2 separate regions of the Homo sapiens genome follow, and region 2 is linked to region 1. Evidence: chromatin loops called from intact Hi-C (ENCODE). Cell type or tissue: mammary epithelial cell. All regions are shown on one strand. Links, peaks and the distances in the headings refer to the core of each region. The heading gives the core; the rest is flanking DNA.

What was found. Peaks named below come from ENCODE experiments on the same cell type or tissue, not always from the same donor. Only the 100,000 strongest peaks of a DNase experiment are listed, where the experiment ranks them.
Region 2: a loop joins it to region 1, with 15 times the contacts of the local background. A loop is called at or near these places in 6 of 110 quality-filtered maps.

What each region holds. Positions count from the first base shown.
Region 1 is chr2:84,018,751-84,027,722 of GRCh38, forward strand. No RefSeq gene overlaps it. Among named protein-coding and RNA genes, the nearest start is that of SUCLG1, 440 kb to the right of the region's middle. In mammary epithelial cell, for the core only: a CTCF peak has its summit at 4,263 (motif pointing right); no DNase peak of the experiment used is centred there.
Region 2 is chr2:84,253,376-84,262,347 of GRCh38, forward strand. The region is part of intron 1 of LOC107985905 (a long non-coding RNA gene); the gene reads right to left. Among named protein-coding and RNA genes, the nearest start is that of SUCLG1, 200 kb to the right of the region's middle. In mammary epithelial cell, for the core only: a CTCF peak has its summit at 4,680; no DNase peak of the experiment used is centred there.

The DNA.
Region 1 (8,972 bases), core at 534-8,533:
TTAGCATTAGTGGTAGAAATAAAAATTGTACCATTCAAATCTTGATCTGTGATGCAATATGAGTAAGCCAAATGTGGAAGACAATACACGTGAACTAAGAAGTATGAAGATGAAGACCATTCCACAACCAAAAGGAGAGACCACTGGGGTTAACTTTGCATACTCTCACCAGTTCTCAATGCCTATTCATAGTGCAGTTAAAAGCTCAATGTTCATCGTCCAGCGGAGGCAACATGACAACCCTAGAAGATGCCTTACTGGTCCTCACTGTGGTCATGTGTGACCTTCCTTGACATCAACGATACCCCTCACTTGAATTCTGAAGCTCACACCTCTTAGGGCAATCCGACCTTAACCATCCCTACTCCAAGAACTGTGCGATTTCCCTTTTCAATTGCGGAAGCAAAAAGGGTCTTGTTTTGCCAACTTTGAGGGATAGTGTAGAGTTATCCACCCATTATCCTAAGAGCTACTACTATCTTATTTGTCTTCAGGAAGCTCTTTCTATTTCCTACCCTGATCTGAGGGAGGAAAATACTGACAGCACCCTAAAGTTGATCTGCCTTCCCAAGGTAATATTTCTCTCAACTCTCTGGCTGCAGCAGGGATCCTAAAAGTACCATTTGCTAAATTATCAGTACAGTATCCTGTTTGAAACAGGCCTTCATAACCTACAAGAAAATTACTTCCAGTGATTTCTTTAAGAAAAAAGTGACTTTAACTTTCAGATTTTCCTCTGCCCATCAGCTCTTTTGCAATTAAAGTAACAATGACTTATTTTCTCAACTCTCTGTACAGAAAACCATGAACACTATGGATAGATTGAACTACTGGGACCCAATAAGCCATTCAACAAATGAAACACACCTTGAGGTTTAGGAAATAGACCCAAAGATTGTAGAAAGGCCATAGGTTAGGCTTTATTATGCTAATTCAAAATAAAATTAAAGATTTCTAAGGAAACAGAGTTGATCCCTCACCTGAGAATGACGAAGTAAGAGAGTGTTGCAGAAATAATCTATAAAGCAGCACACCAACATGGCACATGTATACATATGTAACAAACCTGCACATTGTGCTCATGTACCCTAGAACTTAAAATATAATAAAAAATTATATATTAAAAAAATGAGGCTGATATATATACACTGACATTGAAACATATTTAATGTAGACATTTAAGAGAATAAAAACAAGCTGTAGAATAAAAAAAAAGTGCACAATGTTATTTGTGCCATCCGTTGGAAATTAACATGATTCCTTGAAGATGCATAGCAATCCAAGACCAGGTTGCATTTGCAGAAATGAACTTTTAATCCCATCAGCAGCATTCAGAACAGAAAATCGTTATTCATAGTCTAATCTGACCTGGACTGGAGGTTTGCTTTAAATATGAAATAGTCTCAGCCATAAGACAAGTCTGTATGCCAAGATCACCAGTTAAAAAAAAGTGAAGAGAAATTGTAGGCTTGTGTAGTTTCCAAGTCTCTGTTATAAACTGTCCCAAACTGATCTGGTCTTTCTACAAGATGCTTTCTGGTGAATGTCCAAGCCCCCGATGATTAATGAGCTTGCTCCCAGGTGGCTTGCTCTAATGTTATAATGTAAGAAGGCTCAGACACAAACTTATAAACACATACAAACATTTACTATCAGGCAAATACCAAAACATTCATGTGACATCCTCATTCTTTGTCATCATCGACAATCACAAGCATCTTTCATGAAAGTTTTATTCCAAAGCAAATGTGGATGGTACAGTAGATTGTCAGGAGATCCAGCTAAACTTGTAGTTATATAAGATGCCAAAATCTTCTGTTAAGTTTGGGGCAATAGACCAAATGAGTTCTAGATTGATTTTTGTGGTGCCACATAAAAGCTGCAATATTTTTAATCAATCATGTTTGGTCATTATTCATTTCACCAATGCAAGTATGATTTCTAATATCTCTTATGCTAATCAAAAACTGTCTAGTGCAGTGCTCCCCAAATTAATGTTTACAGAATCCTCTGGGGGTCTTGTTAAAATACAGACTCATAAGGTCTGGGTTGTGGACCTGAAATTCTGCATTTCTAATGTAGATGACAATGTCCTTGCTTCTAGTCTCTAGACCAGACTCTGAGTAGCAATAGGCTAGTGCATATTTAGACAGTGATATTGAAGTGCCTGCTTGAGCCTCCTCTGAGGTTTGTATTCCTGAGTAGGATCTTTAAAATGCTCACTTGCCTCTTTTGGAATGTAGATTTGAAAAGGATATGGCAAATGTTAAACAGTTATTTTGCCATAAACTTAATTTTCTCACACACATATCCAACGGCTTTTGCTGATGTATTTTAACTTTACTAATAGGCTTGCAACTAAAAGCGATGTTCCTTCTCATTGCTATTGGAACCATATATTAATTGACAATGCAATGTTTAGCATACATCAACATTAAACACAATAGGCTCCTTTGATAACAATGTGTGTTGTGTGTGCTACTTGCATCCAATCTAATTAGATGAGTTTTTATCCCAGCCAACTGAAGATTAATACATATACAGTATAATCTCTTAAAATATTGGTGCTTTGGTTTGTTAGTAAGAAACTACAATAGAATCTATTTCTGCCATTGGGCATATAATGACTCAAAAAATACAAATATACTACATGTTTATTAGACAGTATGAATCAGTTCAGTGGCAATGGACAAAGATACTAGAGATACTAGGAGCTAGGCTTCACAGAATGCGTGAGTGCTTCGATATGGGCTTGAGGAACAGCCACTCCTTGCATTTTGCTCTAATGGTTTACTTAAAGCCTAATATTTCCAATATCATTTTTTCTTAAATTCTCTTTTCTGAACATTTTGGGTTCTCTAGAAGGTATTGGTTTGGCAAGAAAGAAACTTGACAGATAAGTCACACTATTAGAGTCACTATTATAGCCCACTTTTATAGCTGCCGTGTAAGACACTAGAATTGTCCTAGGACTCAACTTTAATATATATGTCTGGATCCTGAGAGAAAAGATCAAAGAGAAAGTATGGCTGTTATTAATTCCCAAAGTGAACCATTCAAGATTATGTTAGGCTGCATGTAATTAATTGTAACCTTACTACTATGAATAAACCAAGGAGGGATTAATAAAAAATAGAGTGCTGCAGGGTTATATAATTCCTGAGGGCCTTCTTCATATTGCAGCCCTTAGGATTCTGCTACAGCCCTTAGAATTGGTCCAACTGTAGCTACAGTGTGGACGGAGCCCCTTCCATGTGGTAATGTTGAGATAAGCAGGCAGTTAAGGCTGGTATGGCTTCTGAGTTCCATTTTCCTGCTCTGCCATCCTTAGAACATGCTTTTCTTCTGATTGCAAAGGTGAGCCCTGCAACCCCAGGAACTCTGTCCACATTTTCAATAGTAATATAGCAGAAGGGCAATCAATAGAGAGGCTTTTCCTCTAAAGTCTTTGACTTTGGGACTGGGGAAGGGACAACCTGTCCAGGAATTGTTTGCCTATATTGCACGGCTAGAACTGAATTACATTGCCTCCTGTAGCTGCAAGGAAATCTGGGAAATAAGTATGGGATTACCCACAGGAAAATCAGGATTCTATTAGTAATGAACAGGGGAGTAGGAATATCAGATAGCAACTGGCAGTGTTTACTATACCCAGTAACTTGAATTCAGACATTCTCCCAAGAGACTGAGGATGAGGAGGGCCTGAAGAATATGCACCCATACCCAGTCTAGAATGCTCTAATTTACCATCTATTATCTTATGTATTTTATGTATTTGTTTTATATGTCTCTTTCCCACTTGAAAGCAAGTTTGATGTAAGCAGGATTTTTTTTTCCTTTTTGGTTAAATTCTGTATTTCCCAATTCTTAGAACAGTGACTGGTACAAAGGAGGTAAATAATATTTGTTACATGAGGAAACGAATAGTCATCCCAGCCAGGGAATAAGTAGATCTGAGCTCTACCTAGCAATAGGTGGAAATGAAATAAGGGAGGAGATAAATATGAGCTGCTAAGATGTCCATGTTTACTTCATTGTGAAACTCTAGAATTTTAAAAAGAAACTTTCAAAAACGGATCCATGGATTAGTTGCATAGCATCGCAGCTAACACTAAAGGGTTCTACAGGGACTTCATAGTTTAAAAAAAGAAAAAATCAGGAAGTAGAACTACAAACGACAAAACTTTTCCTAAAACCCATGATGCTTAGAGAGCAATTCCTTACAAGAGAGCTCCAGCAAAACATACAGATTTAGAACTTGCCACCAGGAGGAGCTACTGAGAGATCCTACTTTTCCAAAGGTGTCATTAGAAGAAGCAGATGTCCTCCAGGCAAAAAGACAATTTGATTTGGAGATTTCTGCAGTTCTTTGCTATTCCCAAGTGATCACTTTCACAGGAGAAGAACACTGGCTCTAATTTCCTATTTTGCATGAGTAGGGAGACTTTAGGGGTTAATATCCATTATGTATTATATGTTGCTGAAAAGAGAATATAACTTTTTCACTGGCAAAAATAGTGTGAGGGTCAGTGAGGCCAGGTGCAAGAAGGCCTTGGAGGGAAAAAGAAAGTTAGAAACACTAGGCAAAGATTTCTTGTGTAGTTAGATGCACGTTAGCAATTTGGCCCCTTTTCGGAGCATAGGAAGAGTCCAGACAAGTGACTGAAGAAGTAAACAAACAGTATGCTAAGGCCGGGCGCAGTGGCTCACGCCTGTAATCCTAGCACTTTGGGAGGCTAAGGCAGGCAGATCACGAGGTCAGGAGATTGAGACCAGCCTGGCTATCATGGTGAAACCCCATCTCTACTAAAAATACAAAAATTAGCCGGGCATGGTGGCAGGTGTCTATAATCCCAGCAACTCGGGAGGCTGAGGAACGAGAATCTCTTGAACCCAGGAGGTGGAGGTTGAAGTGAACGGAGATTACACCACTACACTCCAGCCTCGGTGACAGAGCGAAACTCCATCTCAAAGAAAAAAAAAAGAAAAAAAGAAAAAAAAAAGGAAAAAGAAAGAAAGAAAATGTATGCTAAGCTACTTACAGATAGAGTATGAGATCTGGCCACGTAAAGATCTACTGGGTGAAAATGATTGAAATCAAAATCTTCAATAATGAGAATGATCTAGTAACTATTCATAACTGATACTAATAATTACCTCAATTTTGCTCTGGGAATTACCTTAAATTAATCAGTTGCAAAGATACGAGTTACAAGGGCAAACAATAAAAATTAAAATATCTACCTTCTTATTATTGATGATTGAATGGAAAATGCTATACAGACACTCTGGGATCTCACCTGAGTTGATATTTAGGGATTAACATATATTAATTATTTTATATACATACACATATCAATATCTTAATTAATATATATTCTATTTAAATGTCTTAACTGTGCAATTTTATTGCCCAAATAAGATATTATTTGATAATATTTTATAAAATCAGGATATACATCTAAAGTGCACTTAACATTTTCTCAACAGATAGACAAGATGCATATTTTCTGCTTCTAGGTACTCAGAAACTGAAGCAGAAGTAAATTATATGCATAAAATATAGAAAGGTCAACATTGTAGATATAAAATCAGAGGTATAGATATAAAATTGGAGAGACGACATTTTGCAGTTTGATGCATCTTAGAGTCAGAGAAAACCACGTTTAAATCCCTGAGATACCATTTACCCACTGTGTGATTGCAGGCAATGTACTGCATACACCTAAAATTCAGTTTTCTGATCTATAAAATGAAGATCTGAATATCTTTTATTCTGGTGACAAGTGATTTAGTGGGAAAAATCAAAGATGCCAAGCACACAACCACTTCTTGATAATTGTCAGTTATGAAACCTAATACATATGGACGTTGAATTGAGAGAGTAAAACAAAGTCATTACCATCAGCTTTTCTACTTCAGAACAGGAAATTTTTTAAGTAGGAGACGGGATGGGCAATGAAAACTCTTCTGCCTGGAATTATTTCTCCATTTGGCCCTGGTAAGGCTTAGGAATCCTGATATTAAGATTTCATTTGAATTAAGACAATCAAACTTTATTTTAAAATTCACGTTTGGTATCTGTGGTAAGCAGAATATTGGGCTCCAAAGGCATCTACATCCAAATTGCCAGGATCTATAAATATGTTCTTACAGGGCAAAAGGGATTGTGCAGATATAATTAAATTAAGGATCCTGAGATGGAAAGATTATCCTGGATTATCCAGTTGGTACAAATCCAGACCTTAAAATTGGAGAATTTTTCCAGTCTGGGTCAGAAAGATGAGACAGAAGAAGAAAGAGAGATTTAAAGCATTGATGGGCTCAATGTGCCATTGCTGGCTCTGAAGATGGAGGAAGGAGGGAAACACTGGCAGCCACTATCAGCCAGCAAGAAAACAAGGATCTCAGTCCTATACCCACAGGAATCAAATTCTGCTAAGGACTGGAATGAATAGGAAACAGACCAACCCTTAGGGCCTCTAAAAAGACCACAATCCTACCAATACCTTGATTTTAGCCCAATGAGACCCATGTCACACTTCTGACCTACAGAACTGTGAAATAATAAAATGTGTGTTGTTTAAGCTGTACATAGCAAGGAATTTGTCCTTACGCAAAGATAAATCTGCTCTTTTTCTTTGACTATAAAGTGGTAATCTCTGGGCCCCTGGAATGTCTGTCCTGCCTGGCAAGAGTGTCCTTGTTTTCCTGGGAGCTTTTTCCACCAGACAGTCCAATAAAGTGATCTATAATGGGGGCTTTGGACAACACTGTATCAATTCCAATATCTGGAGGAAGTGGAGACTAAAGATCTTAGCTCAACTCAGAGAGAAGCTAGAGGCTAAAGGTCAGCCCAATGGGAAGTATGTATTTGAATCCCAATAAAAATTCTGGAGAGACAGGCATGGTGGCTCACACCTGTAAGCCCAGCACTTTGGGAGGCCAAGGTAGGTGGCTCTAGCCTGGGCAACATGGCAAAACCCTGTCTCTACAAAAAAAGTATACACACACACACACACACACACACACACACACACATATATACATACAAAAATTACCCAGGTGTGGTGGCTCACAACTGTGGTCTCAGCTACTTGGGAAGTGGAGGTGAGGGGCAGAGGTGAGAGGATCACTTGAGGCTGCAGTGAGCTGCAATTACGATCATGCCATTACACTCCAGCCTGGACCACAGAGCAAGACTCTGTTTCAAAAAAAAAAAAAAAGGAAAAGAAACTATGGATACCAAAGGCTTGGGTGAGCTTCCCTGATTGACATTCCATCGTGCATATCGTCACACATAGTGGCCTGGAGGAGATGACACTGTCCATGACTCCACTAGGAGAAAATCACCAGAAGTTCTGTGTTCAGATCCCCTCACCCCAGACCCTCTCCTTTTGGATAATGCTAACTTGGATTCTTTTCCTGTCCTGTAATAAATCACGAGTATTATAGCTTTCAGTGAGTAGTGTGAGTCATTCTAAAGAATTTTCAAAACCGAGTGGTCACTGGGGACCCCAAAATTTGCAGCCAGCTGATCTGAAGTGAGAGCAATCTTGAGAACTCGTGAACTTGTGGCTGGTGTCTGAAGTGAGAGCAGTTCTTCTGGGGCTGTTCCCTTGGACTTTGCAGTTTGGCTAACTCCGTGCAAGCCACTGAATTTTGAAGTGAATTTGTCACAGCAGCAATAGAAACGTCATACAAAAACTAATAATACCTTAAAAAGAATCATAGGTAGAAATAGTTCAATGGGAGTGCCTCGCCTCGGAAAGACTTGGAATAGTATTGATGGGGAAAGTGGCAGAAGAGCAGAAAATGTTGAGGAAGAGCAAAGTGGCTGCCTGAGTGTAGAAGTGAAGTGGAGATGTTCACCTTGGGGTAGGACGCAGTGCAGTGTGAGGAACCATCCTAAGACTAGATAGTCTGAGAATAGAAAGACTTAAGGGACAGTGCCCCCATTACATTAGCCATGTGAGAGTTTCTCCAGGGCAGCATAGAGGATTTCCTTCCCAGGGCTTTTTTTTTTTTTTTTTCAAGTAGAGGCTAAAAAATCTCTCCTGGGTGCACTCACTGGTGAATATGCCTAAATCGTAATAAAACAAAAGTAACCAGAGCAATCTCTTTCTAGGGATTCATTAAAAATATACATATTTGGTAGTATAATAAGGAGTTTGCTTTGTGATATACGGCCTCTTGTATTACCCTCACCTACATTTATTATGCGATCATCATGGGTCCCAGCATGCTTATCTCTAAAGCCTATGACAGCCTTGGATAAAACCCAGAATAAATCATGCAAAATGACTCCTCTGAGTTGCTATGCATTTAGATCCTCTAAAGAGCTTTGTTTTCATCTTATTATTGACCCATATGAAAATATTTCAAGCAATCACACTTGAAAATACTTCTTCCAAATTTCCCATTGGCTGAGTTGAATATTCACACAGTGTGCAAAGAGCAAAAAGCAAACCTCATTTGTATTGGGAACAAATTGCTTTCCAGTAGACTCCAATGAGGAGGAAGGATTTTGAGGTTCGATGGGGAGTGGCCCAGTGCTAACCATTTCTAGCACTTCAGATAGGGCAGCCTTGCTTCAATGGCCTCTACCACCATCTCTCTTACCCATGCCATGTCCTATGACTCCAGAGCTTAGAGACCCTTGATGGAGGGATCCTCCGCTGTCACAGCCAAGGTTTTGTTTATGCTCCTTCCTCTAAAGTGACTGGCATCTGCTCACAAGATCAGGCATCCATTGTGAAAATCAGGATAGACACCATGCTGGCCATTTCCTGAATCATGCTAGCCAAATTTAGAGATAACAGCTTATTCTAACCAATAACAACAGCTTAACTACCACAACCTCTGAAGAAGAAAAAGGAGATCTCTTGGGATTGGTGAGAAAACACTGAATAAGACTTTGGGTTTGAGGCAGTCATGTCAGCCTCTTCCATGAAGCTTAATTGGTTTCTATG
Region 2 (8,972 bases), core at 634-8,633, 230 kb after region 1:
AATTGTCTATCCATTTCCTTTGTTCATTTTCCTACTGTGTGTGTGTTTGTTTTTGTTTTTGTTTTTTTACCTTTTGTATATTGATCAGTGCTATGTTCTGAGCGTTTTTGAGAATGGACTCCTCAAGAAGGGGATTAATGACCTTACAAAAACAGCCCCTAGACTGCTAGCTAGTTCCTTCCACTATGTGAGGACACAGCTAAAGGGTGCTACCTGTGAAGCAGAGAGCAGCCCTCCCCTGACATGACTCTATCAGCACTTTGATCTTGAACTGTCCAGCCTCCAGAATGGTAAGAAATAAATTTCTGTTATGTACAAGCTACCCAGTCTATGGTATTTTCTTATAGCAGCCTGAATGGAGTAAGACAATCTGTTAAGACTTTTTATATAGTAAGGAGTGGATTATAAATCGCAAATATTTTTCCACTTTAAAAATTTAACTTATTCACAAATTTCATATGAAAAACGAGTATGGTAGTCTATTTTTGTGTAATGTTTTATGCGTCTTTGTTTTTATGTCAAAAGGAAGACTTTTCCATTTAACTCTTTAATCCATTGTTAATGTACTTTAGTATATTGTGTGTTACAAAGATTAATTTTCTCCGGTAACTAATTGTTATAGCACCGAAAATGAACAAATTTCTTCTTTAATCATGAATTTGAAATCTTTACTTAACCATATACTATATTTTTATATTTGCAAGTATCTGTTTCAGAGTTTTGCTTTGTTTTGTTTTCTGCTCAATTAACTTTTCTGTGTTTTTGCTTCAATATAAAGTAGTATGTATTTTAGCTTTAAAATACATTTTATTATCTAGTAAGATAGCATTTCTTTTTTTTTTCAAACTTCTCTAATTGGCTGTTTCTATTCTAAGAGATGTAATTTTTTGAACTTGCATTCTAATATCTGCTCACAGAATCTAAAATTACAAGATATAATGAAAGAGGGAATTTTCCTTAACCTTCCATAATATCCCTTTGTTCTTAATTTCACCACTTTAAAAATTTTTTTTAACTTTTATTTTAGGTTCAGGAGTATATGTGCAGGTTTGTTATATAGGTAAATTGAATGTCACAGGGGTCTGGTGTATAGATTATTTTGTCACCCAGTTAATAAGCATAGTACCTGACAGGTAGTTTTTTTATGATCTCCCTCCTCCCACCCTCTACCCTCAAGGAAGACTTGGTGTCTGTTGTTCCCTTCTTTGCATCCATGTGTTCTCGTTGTTTAGCTCCCACTTATGAGTGAGAACACGTGGTAGCTGATTTTCTGTTCCTGCGTCAATTCCCTTATGATAATGGCCTCTAGCTCCATCCATGTTGTTGCAAAGGACATGATCTCATTCTTTTTTATGGCTGTGTAGTATTCCATGGTGTATATGTTCCACATTTTCTTTATCCATCGATGGCCATTCAGGTTGATTCCATGTCTTTGCCATTGTGAATAGTACCCCAATGAACATAGGTGTGCATTGTCTTTATAGTAGAATGATTTATATTCTTTCGGATACGTACTCAATAATGGGATTATTGGGTTGAATGACAATTCTGTTTTTAAATTATTTGAGAAATTGCCACACTACTTTCCACAATGGCTAAACTAATTTATATTCCCACCAACAGTGTATAAGCTTTCCCTTTTCTCCATGACCTCAACAGCATCTGTTATTTTTGACTTTTTAATGAAAGTCATTCTGACTGGTATGAGATAATATCTCATTGTAGTTTTGATTTGTATTTCACTAATAATTAGTGATGTTGAGCATTTTTCCATATGCTTGTTGCTCTTATGTAGGTCTTCTGTTGAAAAGTGTCTACTCATGTCCTTTGCCCACTTTTTAATGAGGTTGTTGTTAAGTTCTTTATAGATTGTGGATATTAGACCTTTGTCAGATGCATAGTTCGCAAATATTTTCTTCTATTCTGTAGGTTGTCTGTTTACTCTATTGATGGCTTCTTTTGCTGTGCAGAAGCTCTTTAGTTTAATTAGGTCCCATTTATCAATTTTTGCTTTTCTTGCAATTGCTTTTGGCATCATCGTCATGAAGTCTTTGCCAGGTCCTGTGTCCAGAGTTGTATTTCCTAGGTTATCTTACAGGGTTTTTATAGTTTTATATTTTCCATTTAATTCTTTAATCCATCTTGAATTGGTTTTTGTATATGATATAAGGAAGGGGTTAGTTTCCATCTTCTCCATATGGCTAGTCAGTTATCCCAGCACAACTTACTGAATAGGGACTCCTTTCCCCATTGCTTGTTTTTGTCAACTTTGTTGAAGATCAGATGGTTGCATATCTCTGTTATTATTTCTGGGCTCTCTATTCTGTTCCACTGGTCTGTTTTTGTACTAGTACCATGCTGTTTTGGTTACCGTAGCCCTGTCGTACAGTTTGAAGTCGGGTAATGTGATGCCTCCAGCTTTATTTTGCTTAGGATTGCCTTGGCTATTCAGGCTCTTTTTTGGTTCCTATGAATTTTAAAACAGTTTTTTCTAGTTCTGTGAATAATGTCATTGGTAGTTTGATAGGAATAGCACTGAATCTGTAAATTGCTTTGGGCAGTATGGCCATTTTAATAATATTGATTCTTCCTATGCTTCAGCATGAATATTTTTCCATTTGTTTGTGGGTCATCTCTGATTTCTTTGAGCAGTGTTTCATATCAATAATTCTCATTTTGTAGAGATCTTTCACCTTCCTGGTTAGCTATATTCCTAGGTTGATTTTTTGAGCTATTTTGAATGGGATTGCTTTATTTATTTGGCTGTCAGCTGGGATGTAGTTGGTGTATAGAAATGCTACTAATTATTTATATTGATTTTGTATCCTGATATCTTGCTGAAGTTGTTTATCAGATCAAGGAGATTTGGGGCAGAGAGTATGGGGTTTTCTAGGTATATAATCATATCATCTGCAAACAGGGATAGTTTGACTTCCTCTCTTCCTATTTGGATGCCTTTTATTTCTTCCTTTTGCCTGATTGCTCTGGTTAGGAATTCCAGTACAATGTTGAATAGAAGTGGTGAGAGAAGGCATCCTTGTTCTGGTTTTCAAGGGGAATGCCTCCAGCTTTTACCCGTTCAGTATAATATTGGCTATGAGTTTTTCATAGATGGCTCTTATTATTTTGAAGTATCTGATAAATGAATTTTTACCATTAACAGTTTCTAAAAATCTTGGTGGAATTTAATTGGAATCACATTAAACCCATAATAATTTGGGAACACACAATGTCTTTACAAATTGAGGGTTCTCATTCATAAACTCTGTTTTCATTTTTCCAATATTTTGCTCAATTTGGGGGGTGGTATATGTGATTTTCTGATATATGTATACAATATGTAATGACCAAATCAGGGTAATTGGAATATCCATCACCTCAAACATTCATCTTTTATGTTGAAAACATTCCAAGTCTTCTAGCTATTTTGAACTACACATTATTGATAACTGTAGTTACCCTACTATAATGCCGAACAGTTGATCATATTCCTTCTAATGTATTTTTCTACCCACTAAACATCCTCTCTCCATCCCCTCTCCCCTCCCCTGTTTGCAGTCTCTGATTTTTATTTATTTAGTCAAGTTATTTTAATAATCTTAAAAATAGCTTCTATGGCATTTGCAGTTTTATCTAGGCTTTGCACTAAATTTCAAATTAAGGTAAATCACAGGTATTTTACATTTGTACTGCTCATATGGATAATAGTTTCCCATTATATCTTTGAGGCCATAATAGATGTATAGACAAAAGTTATGAAATTTCTTATATCTGAATTTTTTTTTACATTTTTATTACTCTATATTTGTTTTTATAGTTAGTGTTCATCTATTTTTGATGATTCTTTTTCTATTCTCCCCCTGCTTTGTATAACAAGAAAATGTTCATGCATACTTTTGTAGTTTGGTGGGTCTATGCTCTGTGGCCACCAGGGCAGATGGTTTGGTAGAGGCGGTCTAAAGGAATGTTTGCATTTTTCAATGTGAGCATATCCATCAGACAGAGACACAAAAGGAACATTCCTATTTTTTCCTCCTACCTTCAATCACTCTGACATCCTTCAGATTCTTCTCCAGCAACTCATTCTGCCTGGAACTATCTCCCTCCAATCCATCTCAGCAATATTTATCCCTTTAATTCATTTTCTCCTAAAAGGCTTCTCCTACTCCATGATCAGAATTGTCCAGTGCTCTGAAGGAAATTAGTTATTCCTTTATTATGAAACCGTATGCATGTCTGTCTCCACACCAAAATCTAAAACAGAAAATGATGATCCCCAACACCTAGCACTGAGTCTGGTACACAGTAGGTACTCAATAAATGTTTGTTAAATTGAATCGAATTGCATGAAACGTTCACTTATATATGTCTAAGCAAGTTAATAAGAAAAGAACCAAGAGGAACAAGAAGTAAACATATTTTCAGCCATATTGACATGTGCAAAAAAAAAGTTTTCTATTTTCTTATTTCACTTTTTCAAAGCTAGTGTTTGCTTAAGTCACAGACACCTGCTGCTCTGCAGCTGTATCAGGGAATACATTTGTGCTCTAAATTACCAACTTAGAGCTTCCCAGTGGCTTTTCTACTAACAAGCTGCCAAGTCTGGAATGATGAGGTTTCTGTTTTAGCTGACAACCAAAACAAAATCTGGCTGCTCTGAACAGGCTCTTTCACTCCACCTGCTGTTTCTACAGCTAAAGTGTAGAAGGACATAGGAATCACCTAAGCCCAAGGCCAGGATTCTGATAGAAATCTAGAAATCCATGGATTTCAATGCAAGGCATTGTGAAATTGCTTGCACATTATGTGTTTATTCCTGTTGAAACCACCCATGAAAAATATGAGAAAGTTTTAAAACTTTAAAAGCTGTCCATGGCTTTTCCTGTCCAGGAACCTATCTTTGATAGCAGCATTAAGAGCTGGAATATGGTAGGGCTCAGGAATCCACCCATCTTCTCACCTCTAAAAGGGAGGAATAAACTAGTACAACTCACCTTTGCTTCTCCAAAGCTTCCCTTGCAAAAAAGAATGACTCATGGGAGAAATTTCAGAGACTGAGACAAGTTGTAAGGAGGTATTTGGGCACTAAGAGGGCCTTTCAGTCTCATGCACATCAATCTTGGCACCAACTGAGGCTCTGTCAGAGTGTACTGAGAAAAGTATAAATAAATCCATCATTCTCATCACATTGTGTCAACTTAATAAGACTCTCATCTGCTTTGGATGAACCCACTTGGTGGGGCAGGAGGTGAGAGACTAGGGAGACCTCAGAAGGCCACCGCAAACACACCAAACCATCCCCCACATTCCACAGCACCAGACACAGAGAAGACACTTTGAATTGCTGGATATTTTGAGTGAATCATGAATAAATGAAAATAGTGTTTTAATAATAATTTAAACATTATAAAACATTAGTTTATTGAATGTTTACTATTCATCAAGCACTGTGATAGCACTTTAAATGCATTATCTAATTAAACGGTCACCCCGAAATCACACAGTTGATAAAGGATTTCAGGAGAATTTAGACCCAGGAAACATTAATTTTCTCTTATTCATTCCCAATCTAGAAAACTTGTGGGCTGTCCTCCCAGACTATCCCAAATCATAGAAAGAAAATTCTCCTAATACACAGGGAGAAATCAAAAAAAGGAAAGGTTATGCAGATAGGCCAAGTAAAGTTCCAGGATGCCTGTCTTCCAGAAAGGGTTCTCACTGTAACAGGGACACCAGAATTGCTACCTCTACAAGAAGGGCACAAACCCTGGGTTCTATCACACTTTGCAGATATCCGATCCTGTAATAAATTTCTGAGGACATTTCTCCAGATGTAACTCCCTCCCTTCCCAACAAAATGTCAAGACTGCCTGCCTCACATATGGTGGCCTTCATAATAGGCATTTCAATGAGCTTTAGATTTAGGTAAAGAAAATTGTATTACAGCATTTTAAAGCATCCTTAATATTGCTCATTTTAAAATACTATTAGATAGAAGCATATCTTGGGGACATGATTTCTAAGCTAACTTGTTTGGGCTAAGCAATTGATTTAGTTAAGTTGACAAAGATGCATGTACATATTTTGAAAGAGTGTTTCCCAAAATACAGTATTTAATGTATTCTCCCTCAATTCTTAGTTTACTGCTGAGCTGTCCTTTAGTTCCTGACAAATAAATCTAATGGTAGAATTGATTCTCTTCCTAAAATGTTTATTTCCAGCTAACATTGTTTGAACTCAGGTGGTACCAGTATGTATGCTACTCCCTAAGACTAGTAAAGGCCAGTTATTGAAAACCACAGCTACTCAGAACAGGTAACGCTTGTTTGTAATATGGAAGAAAGAGTAGAGGTTATAAAATAGATATGATAAGTACATGAACTAATATGATTCATGACTTAGAGAAATGCGCCTGGGCCCTTAATCAGTCTGTCTATTCCTGTTTTAGGGACTACTCTAGTAAGTTTAGCCATTTAGTACCTAAGGTTATCCTTGAGTTTCAGCAAGAAATTAGGAGCATTTTTTGGTAAACAAATTCTGACAACATGAGCTCCTGTCCCTAACGATAAACAAAAGTAAATATGAAAAGCAGGCAAGAGACACCCACAAGCAGAGCCGTCTGTGCCTACTGGGGGGCATGCTGTGCGTATATCAAGGGTCAGCAGGAATTATTCTACATCATTCCAAACACAAAACAAAACAAAGCAGATGGTGTTCACTGCCCCCAGCTCAAGATCAAAGAAGAATTTACACAGACTTAAAAAAAAAATACTTAAAGGAATAGGCTTAATTTATAACCTCCCTGCGCCAAAGCTCGCCTGCCAATCAAGATCACTCTGAGACTTGAGCATTTAGTCTTCCAACTCCAGTTTGTCCTACTGTGCTGATGCCAGATCAGCTCAACTTCTACCACAGTCCACAAACTGCAGGAAGTGGCAGAGGATCTTCTTGAATTTGAACTCTGGTGATAGTCAACTAAATAAATGCCAAGGCTTTCTTTAAAATAGCAGTAAGAATTACTGAGATCTATCCCATACATTCTCTCCCTATCTCTTTTTATTTTTCTTTCTTTTTTTTGCACATGTCTGGGTTATAAAAAGGGAGAATGGTGCATCTCTTAGGGGAGACACTTGCCATCTCCCCCTCTTCGGCCTTTCTATTTCTGCAAAGAAGAGTTGCCTACCTCTCCCCAAAGCCAGAAAGTTAAAGAGCAGGAATGCGGGTTCCCTCACTTTTACTACTGCTTCCTGATTAGTGAGAACTGTCACTGATTGGGCCACAGTTCTATCGGGTGGGGCTAGGGCTTGGCCTTCTACATTTGTGTCTCGTGGCCTCTGGATCTTTGGTTCTTGCTGGCAACAGTGAGTGCGTATCTTCTACCAGGCTTCTTGGTCCCAGTTACAATTGAGCAAATAAGCGAACCTTCCATCCGGTGCAGGAAGCCCACTGCTTTCTACACCCCCTGAAAAGGTTTGGGAGTGTGAGACATGCCTGCTGCTGGCGGCGGAACGTTCCTCAGGGTCTCCTAGACAGGATCCCCCCAAGCATTGGGTCCCAAGTCTTCATGAGGGTGGGAGTAAATCCCCATCTAAATTGCATTCCCCCATGCACATGACCAGGCATTTAGGAGATATTTTGCAATTGCCCAGAGAGTATCCCAAGTCTTTAATCACCATATTGCTAGTGATCATTATGCCTATGTTATCAATCAGAATCCTGAGAGATAAGAATTAGGCTCCCCTAAATCTGATGTCATCCAGTTTCTCACTAGGAGGAGGCAGTGAAGGGATCTGAACTCAGGTCTTCTCATTCCAGATCCAACCATCCCAAATCTCACATCATATCAGGCATTCAGGGCCAACTTTGTAAGAAGTGGGACAGGGACAGGAGATCGAGACCATCCTGGCTAACACGGTGAAACCCCGTCTCTACTAAAAATACAAAAAATTAGCCAGGCGAGGTGGCGGGCGCCTGTAGTCCCAGCTACTCGGGAGGCTGAGGCAGGAGAATGGCGTGAACCCCAGGGGGCGGAGCCTGCAGTGAGCCGAGATTGCGCCACTGCACTCCAGCCTGGGCGACAGCAAGACTCCGTCTCAAAAAAAAAGAAGTGGGACAGGGAGATGGGGATGGGAATAGTGAAGTACAATATCCAATTGCTTCTAATTGTTTTTCCTGTGATTCAAGTCCCTGATTAAAACAGAGTTACTAACCTGTAAAAATAAGACCACAAAAGCACTGGCAACAAAGACAAAAATAAACAAATGAGATCATATCAAACTAAAAAGCTTCTGCACTGCAAAAGAAACAATCAACAGAGGGAAAAGATAACCTATACAACAGAAGAAAATATTTGCAAACTACTCATTTGACAGGGGATTAATATCCAGAATATACAAGGAACTCCGATATCTCAACACCAACAACAGAAAAATGATTTTAAAAATGGGCAAATAATCTGAACAAACATTTCTCAAATGAAGACATACAAATGACCAACAAATATATGAAAAAATGCTCAATGTCTTTAATCATCAGGGAAATGCACATTAAAGCCACAATGAGGTATCATTTCACCCCAGGTAGGATGACTATTATGAAAAAGACAAAAACAAAAAACAAAAAACAAATGCTGGTGAGGATGCAGAGAAAAATAAACTCTTATACACAGTGGGAATGCAAACTAGTATACTCATCATAGAAAACAGTATGAAGCTTCCTCAAAACACTATAAATAGAACTACCATATGATCCAGCAATCCCTCTACTGGGTATTTATCCAAAGGAAAGGAAATCACCGTATGGAAGAGACATCTGGACCCCCATGTTTACTGAAGCACTATTCACAATAGCCAAGATATGGAATCAACCTAGGTGTCCCACTACAGATGAATGAATAAAGAAAATGTGGTATAGATATACAATTACATATTGTTCAATCATAAAAAAGAATGAAATTCTGTTATTCAAGGCAA